Regions from separate parts of the Mus musculus genome. Here all the other regions are linked to region 1. Evidence: chromatin contacts called from ENCODE Hi-C or POLR2A ChIA-PET data. All regions are on one chromosome and are shown on one strand. The core of a region is the stretch at or near the end of the contact, and the rest is flanking DNA. Distances in the headings are between cores, read along the strand shown. Region 1 holds the start of Psmb6 (proteasome (prosome, macropain) subunit, beta type 6). Region 2 overlaps Mink1 (misshapen-like kinase 1 (zebrafish)). Region 3 holds the start of Mink1 (misshapen-like kinase 1 (zebrafish)).

Region 1 (2,527 bases), core at 21-2,520:
TTGAGTTGGCCCAAGTATTTATATAAAGAACCAACCTACATAATTCATTAGACAAGAAATGATTTCTTCATTGTAATGACTCTTTTTTTTTCCATATTTTTTTATTGGGTATTTATTTCAATTACATTTCCAGTGCTATCCCAAAAGTCCCACACACGCTCCCCCACCCACTCCCCTACCCACCCACTCCCACTTCTTGGCCCTGGCGTTCCCCTGTACTGAGGCATATAAAGTTTGCACGACCAATGGGCCTCTCTTTCCACTGATGGCCGACTAGGCTATCTTCTGATTCATATGCAGCTAGAGACACGAGCTCCAGGGGGGGTATTGGTTAGTTCATATTGTTGTTCTACCTATAGGATTGCAGATCCCTTCAGCTCCTTGAGTACCTTCCCTAGCTCCTCCATTGGGGGCCCTGTGATCCATCCAATAGCTGACTGTGAGCATCCACTTCTGTGTTTGCCAGGCCCCGGCATAGTTTCACAAGAGACAGCCATATCTGGGTCCTTTTAGCAAAATCTTGCTAGTGTATGCAATGGTGTCAGCGTTTGGAAGCGGATTATGGGATGGATCCCCGGATATGGCAGTTTCTAGATGGTCCATCTTTTCGTCTCAGCTCGAATGGCACGATTTAAAATGTATTAAAAATATAATACATAGGTGAGAATGTGTAACGGTGGAAACCCTCAGATATGGCAGGGGTGATTGTCAAGGGGTATAGATGCTCCCAAAAAACAATTGTAGCTTCTTCAAAAGTTCTTGTGGGACCCGGGAAGTAGGTACCCCGGACTATTGAAAACACGACCTGACCATTCCAGTTTGTACTCTTATCTTGTGGGTTCTTTGAACTAGGACACCAATCAGGTTATAGTGTATCCAACCTGTTAACATTGCGACACAACGTTGTTATTTACAAAACCCACATACTTCAGACTATACAATCAAGTTACCAAAACAAACAAACGACCCCCCCCACACACACACACACACACCTAAAACCTTATAATGTAAATTAGGCTTCATTTCCAAGTATCCTTTGCCTCCGGGAGCCACAAGCCTCTGGTGAGGCAAATCTTTGAGAAGAGGCTCCGCCCTTTTCCCCCCTTCCTAGACCCGCCTCTTTTTTTTTTTTTTTTTGGTAATTTGACACACTGCCGTAAAGTGCCCACTGACTCTAACGACGAGTTCCTACCTCTGTCTTTTCCCTTCTGCCGTCAAGCAGCTTCGCTCCCAGAAGGCCACAGAGGCGGACTAAAGAGAGTGACGGAGCGCTTTACGACGGTTGCTTTGTGGCAGAGTAGCAGAGGAAGATGGCGGCCGCCTTAGCTGTTCGTCGAGCGGGGTCTGCACCGGCCTTTGGGCCGGAGGCTCTCACCCCAGACTGGGAAAACCGGGAAGTCTCCACAGGGGTGAGGAAAGAGCCAGAGTTCGGAAGACATGTACTAGGCCTGACGGGAGGAAAAACATGAAGCCCGAGTGGGTTTGACTGAGTGGGTTGGGGGGGGGGGAGCGCTGTGTTCTGCGAGAGGGAGAGGGATTCCTTGAATGCTGGCGTGGGGTGATACCTTTCGTGATGAGAGGTGAACAGTAGGCTGAAGCATAAGAGTCTGAATCCTGGGGTTTGGAGATTGTAGTTTTTATATTCTCTGACGTGTTGAGCCCCCTTAAGATTTGATAATAGGTTCGCGGAGCACGAATTTTGCATTATAAAATCCGGGTGAAGAATTATTGAGGTCGGTATATACTCGAGAATGCGGTAAGGCTAAAAGAGTTACCTTTTTTACACTATTCTTCCCAGACCACGATCATGGCTGTGCAGTTTAATGGGGGCGTGGTTCTAGGAGCGGACTCCAGGACAACCACTGGGTGAGCTCAAAACAGAAAGTCTTCCCGTTTCCCCTACTCCAAACATATACCATTCCTGCCTGTCAGCCCATCCTTACCCTCCTCAGACCACTGTGGCAAGAGAAGTTTCTCCACTACCTGGAGATAATAAGGACTTGTTCCTAATTCTGTGGTTTCCAGGCCCCCTCACCCTTTGGTGAACTACCAGTAAAGGTCTGTTCTCCATTCATCCGGCTTCATTTTCCATGAGGACTAGTAGGTGGTAGCAGTATTTGTATCCCTGGAGCTGCAGGGAGTAGACGGTGATGTGGTGGAGGAGGGAGGCAAGTGGGCTCCTTCTCACTGTTTCCGCCATCCTGCAGGTCCTACATCGCCAATCGAGTGACTGACAAGCTGACCCCTATCCACGATCACATCTTCTGCTGCCGCTCAGGCTCAGCCGCTGATACCCAAGCAGTGGCAGACGCTGTCACTTACCAGCTTGGTTTCCACAGGTACTTGTGGGCAGGGGAGGAACAACGACCCTGAAGGCTCTGGAACATAAGGCACTAAAAGGCCTGACTCCAGATCCTGATATTGCTTTGTTTGTGATCTTCCAACCCCACCTTCTAGTATTGAACTGAACGAGCCTCCACTAGTCCACACAGCCGCCAGTCTCTTTAAGGAGATGTGTTACCGGTAC
Region 2 (2,527 bases), core at 15-2,514, 60 kb after region 1:
AGGGTCATTGAAGAGGGGTCCTCTAGGGAGCCCTTCTCCATCCACTTCCTTTCCCCTAAGGATGTAACCTGTCCAGTGCTTTAGCTAGGGGCCTGCTTTCCACATTTAACCATTGGGGCTGAGAACAGGTTCTATTGCCTGCTTTCTGAGGTTGGGAGATGGAGACCCACTCAGCTCACCTGTTGAGAAGGCTGGTGTCTGTCTCTGCATTTCCTTTGGGTCCTTGGAGCTGTATGTCATCTCTGCTTAGGCATGAAGGCAGAGGTGATCTTGTGAGACTTTCTTGTATCTCCAAGCTCCCCAAAGCCCCTGGTTTCTCTCCTGCACACATGCTCATCTTGCTGTCTCTCTTTTGCACATCCTTAATTACTCCTATCTAGATGAAGGATGTGAAAGGCTGCCGTACTTTACCAGAACACTTGCCTCTCCTAACTTCTGCCTGAACTGAGAAAGGTGTGTGATCCTGGTGGCCCTTAAGTTGTTGGGAAACCCTGTTTGATGCTCCCCTGGTGGTGCTCCAGACACTCTCAATAATAGTGGTTTAAACTGGTAATCTGGTCGGGAATGGAACTGAAGGATGCATTTCAAAGTTGCATTTGCACAGTGCTCACACTTAAGTGTTAATGTTTGAAGTGGCTTTGAAGGAGCGATGAGTTTATGAGAGATCAAAAATTCCTTCCCTCAGGATATACCTACCCTCGCAGAGACTTGTGCCAGGGTGGGGAGATATCCAGGGGAACCCTGACCTGCTCTGGGGAGAAGAGGAGGGGGTTGGGGGAAGGACTGTGGGAGGGGGTGGCTGGGAGGGGGCAATGAGTGGGATGTAAAATGAATAAGTAATAAATAATAAATGTCCGTCTCCCAAGCTGTCTATTGGTGTTCTGCCACTGCCTTTATAACCCCCCAGCCCACCATGCTTTATATGGGCCTTCTAGATTACAGAAAGAGCTGAGGAAAACAGGCCCATTGTTCTCATTCAAGCAGGGATGCAGGAGCCTGCTCTAGCCTCTGAAATGGTACCAGATACACAGAGACTTCCAGGGTGAGCTGCCCAGCCTCTTGTTCATCTTAGAGCTCAAGTTTCCAATCTCTTCCTGCATAACCCCTGGTTCTTTGCTCCTCTGGTCTCTTCTGTGCTGTTGGTCATCACAGGGAACTCTGCTGGGAGTAAGGTTGGAGCGAGTCAGGGTGGGGGTTCCGGTCCTCCAGCCTCACAGCTGGCTAGCCAAGACTTGTCCGGTCCGCCCACACCCTGTGGCAGCTTTACCTCCTGGCCCAGTTCCCACGGGGCAGGGAGAGGTGAGGCACTGACTGCAGTGGCCTGCTGGGTACAGCTGAGTGAGTAATTACGGCTGGGCTTGAAGCCCACGTGAGACCAGTCCTTCTCTTGTTTCTAGTTGGCTTTCTTGTTTTGTCTTTAATGTTTCTTTCCTAAGGAATTCCTCTAGATTTTATGTTTCCAGATCTTTCTACCATGCTAGCAGCTTCTCTGGATTTAGTAATGAACCCTTACAGACAAGAATTTCTATAATTATAAGACTCCTGGATCAGCAAACAGGCTGATGTAGCATCCTATCCTATCCTATCCTGTCCTTCCCTGCACTTGCTTCCCAAGCCCTCTTAGCCTTTACAATGAATGTATCACCTGGAGCTAGCCCTCAGGCTACGTTATACAGTTTCCCAGAGGGAGAAAAAAAAGTATGTGATTTTGTTTAACAAGGTCTCACATAGCCCAGGCTGACCTTGAATGCATATAGCCAGTGATGGGCTTGAACTCATGGTCTTCCTGTCTCTGCCTCCCAGTGCTGGAACTGTGGGAGTAGACCACCGTACCCAACTCATACATAGAGTTTTACTGTCCATCCATTGTCCCAACCCCACCCTGGCCCCCTTTTGAGTAGGGGCTAACTTTGTAGATCAAGCTGGCCTTGAACTTAGATTGTTGTTGCTTGTGTCTACCTCCCTAGCGCTGGGATTCAAGGTATACAACAACATACATGGCCATATGTGGAAATGCTAACGTATGAGAGGAATGAGATGATAGATGCTTAGTCATAGAAGCACTAGTAAGAGGATGGGAGAGGCAGCCAGAGCCTGACTGTATGTGCTCACTGTACAGCAAAGTAGTTTTGCATATGCCACAAATTCAGAGCTGAAGGGAAGGCATTGCTGTTTCATTCTGGCACAAGTCTGGCCAGCCCTCATTCTGTGTATAACACCTAAGTGCTGTCTTCATCCTGTCCTTAAATGGCTCCTGTTCTACTGGGGAGGAGGAAACGTAATCCTGTGTAAGGTAGAATAGCAATGTGCTGTCCAGCTTGTTTGGTTGTAAGAGCTTACTCAGGGTAGGTCACATAAAGGGATGGCTGGTTCTGGAAGCAGCTGCATGCCTTTATACCTTAAATCCTGCCTCCACTACTTAACGGGCTGCCAGCCTTGAGCATGTTACACACCTCATGTTATGTGACAAAACTTTTAATTTACCCTCGATAGGGAGTCCACAACAGACCAAAGTACAGATACCACC
Region 3 (2,527 bases), core at 18-2,517, 38 kb after region 1:
TTTTTTTCCCCCTGTCATTTTATAGTCCAGGCTAATAGAAAATGTAATCCTCCTGCCTCAGCTTCCTGAATGGTGGGGTTCAGAAAACCGTTTTAAACAGGACAATGATGCCAGATTTAAGTTTTAGAAAAAAAAATCACTTCTGGATAATGAAGAATTTAATCGAAGGTGCCAGGCAGAGAGGCCATGTGGGAAGGCCAAATGGGGATTGTGGCTTGCATATCAGGGGCAAGGTAAATGAGTCAGGAGAGTACCCGGAGCAAGTTTGAATGTGCACCCAAATGTGCCAAGAAGCCTCCAGAGAATTCAAGCTCACCTAAGCAATGTTTATATTCATTTTCAGAGGGAGTGTTAGTGTTGGAAGAGCTCTTGAAAACTCAGAACCTTCTCCCCTCAACTTCATAGAGAAAGAAAAGCCCAGAGGCAAATTTGCTTGCTCAGGGTCAGACAACACATTAGTCAGTGGCAGAACATGTCTGTCTATAGTTACAAAGCCTCACCCATCCTCTAGTGAGACTAACCGGCTGGAGGTGCTGTGCCAACAGGAGTAGATCTGAGGAGCTGGAAAAACATTTGAAGGGATTGGATACAGTTTCTTCTGCTTTACCACTAGCAACTCCAGGGATAGTTCTTTCCTGCAGAACACTGTGCTAAGAGAAGCAGATACAGACGTGTGCAGTAGGAGTGCCTATCTGCTCCCAACATCCCCACTCCAGCCTAGAAAGGGAGTAAAGGGCAGACAGTAGCCCCGTCCTTCCCTCCCACGTGGTTTCTCCAGCCAAGTTCTCACGGAGTGGCCCCTCCTTCAGCGGCTCCACTGTTACCATGGCAATTGGGTGGGTGGACAGCACGTCCTATCTAGAGGCCAGCAGCCCTCGCGTGGGGAGTTACCATAACAACCCCCCTAGTAATAGAGGGGGTTGGGTCCCGCCTCCCTTCCCCCGCAAATCGAGAGGTAGGTGGTTTGATTGGCAGCTGGGCACACGAAAGAGGGAAAGGGAAGAAAAGGAGTCAAATAAAGATCAACGAAGGAACTAGAGGAGAGGAGGCAACAATAATAAAAGGGGGAAAAGGAAGGGAAGGTGTATGCGCACGCGCACCAGCGGGTGGTCGCGCTCCTTCCACTCCAGGCTCTAGCGAGACTGGGTCCGCGCTCGCCCTCCGCCCGCTCTCCTGCGCCTGCGCGCAGGTGTCGGCGCCCCGCAGGAGGGGGCGCCCGGCGCGTTCGCGTCACGGTCGGCTCTGCGCGTGCGCAGGGCAGCCGGCGACTCGGGTTGCAGGCGCGCGGGTGAGAGCGCCTGTCAGCCGCTGGGTCGGTCCTCCCGCTGGCCCTCCCCCTCCCCGGCCTTCGGGGCAGGCGCGGTGGAGCCCGCCCCTCGAGTCCCCCGATGGGGGAGAAGCGGCGACGGCGGCAGCGGAGTGAGCGAGCCGGAGCGTGAGTGGCCCCGCGGCGGCCATGGGCGACCCAGCCCCCGCCCGCAGCCTGGACGACATCGACCTGTCTGCCCTGCGGGTGAGCACCACCCCAGCCTCGCGCCCGCGACCCCTGCCCTTACCCCGAGCTCTCGCCGCCCGGGGGTTCGCCCTCTGGAGATTCTGGGAGCCAGTTTGGTCCCCACCCTGTGCTGCCCTCCCCCACACTTGCGTGCCACCCCTACCTTGCTGCTGGGATCCGAGTCCCCTCCTTTATAGGCGTTTGAGGGTCACCTCTGGTGTCCCTAAACACAGCCCTGCATCACCTGCAGAGCCTTTCTTGTGTCCCCCCTCTCTCGGCCCTCATGTCTGCTTCCTCCACCTCCTCTTCTGGCTCCTGGAATTTTGACTTTGCAACTGCCTCAGCCTCCCCCTCATCCCTCGTTTTCTTCCTCGCCTACCCCTAAATTGCAAGTTGGGCGGATTTCACCTCCTCGCTCCACCCCACACACCTCCTACGTCTCCATCCCACGTTCACTTTCCCTATCCCTTTTCTCGTGTTTCAAGTGCAGCTTTTCAGACCCAGGCATTTCCGGTCTCGGGGTCCCTGAATATTACATTACTAACTCTGCAGCCGCGTGGGGCTGGGAGGACAGACAAGTGCACAGTGGGAGGAAGGGAAGCCTGGATTTCCTCGGAAACTCGGGCCGGAAGACGATGTTTACATACATGTACAAGCACACACACACACACACACAAACACACACGCACACACAACACGCTGCCTGAGGTCAGTAGGGAGGGAACTAGTGGGAGTGGAGGCAAAGGAGAGTTGGAGGGAGGGGTTCATTAGGGAAGCGGTTAAGAGGAAACAACTGTGTCAGGAATGCTTTCAAATAACCCATTTATTGTTCCACGTGGGGCACTTACTCTCTCTCCTCCCGGAATTTTCAGTTCAGCATTTGTAAGTGTTCTCTAGCGGGCAGCTTTGTCTTAAGGGCAACATAGAAATTTCAAGGTGAACCATTCCAGACTGTCTCCCAGGTGGTGTTTTGATTCCATGCCCGGTGAGCTTTCCCAACCGGCGGCGTAGGTGTAGCTAGAGCAGGATTCC

What was found. Hi-C counts contacts between places; a loop is a spot of excess contacts on that map. ChIA-PET counts read pairs that join two places held with the same protein, here RNA polymerase II (POLR2A).
Region 2: POLR2A ChIA-PET joins it to region 1 with 16 read pairs in Patski. The contact joins the enhancer-like site here to the promoter of Psmb6 in region 1. A Hi-C loop is called at or near these places in 1 of 37 maps with a recorded cell type or tissue (mouse trophoblast stem cell). POLR2A ChIA-PET finds 5 or more read pairs at or near these places in 2 of 5 experiments (Patski and embryonic stem cell).
Region 3: a map of heart shows a loop between it and region 1 (5-fold over the local background). The contact joins the promoter of Mink1 here to the promoter of Psmb6 in region 1. A Hi-C loop is called at or near these places in 6 of 37 maps with a recorded cell type or tissue (CH12.LX, heart and left cerebral cortex). POLR2A ChIA-PET finds 5 or more read pairs at or near these places in 4 of 5 experiments (Patski and embryonic stem cell).

The regions. Positions count from the first base shown.
Region 1 is chr11:70,524,087-70,526,613 of GRCm38, forward strand. It overlaps Psmb6 (proteasome (prosome, macropain) subunit, beta type 6), which reads left to right and starts at 1,271. Exons shown (of 6, transcript NM_008946.4): 1 at 1,271-1,409; 2 at 1,799-1,866; 3 at 2,208-2,339; 4 at 2,458-2,527. The coding sequence starts at 1,311.
Region 2 is chr11:70,584,349-70,586,875 of GRCm38, forward strand. The region is part of intron 1 of Mink1 (misshapen-like kinase 1 (zebrafish)); the gene reads left to right. Among named protein-coding and RNA genes, the nearest start is that of Gm51905, 15 kb to the right of the region's middle. Within about 2 kb of position 1,265, at least 2 of the 3 ENCODE cell types and tissues checked have a DNase peak (open chromatin) inside an H3K27ac peak, as active enhancers do.
Region 3 is chr11:70,561,614-70,564,140 of GRCm38, forward strand. It overlaps Mink1 (misshapen-like kinase 1 (zebrafish)), which reads left to right and starts at 1,268. Exons shown (of 33, transcript NM_001045964.1): 1 at 1,268-1,513. The coding sequence starts at 1,457.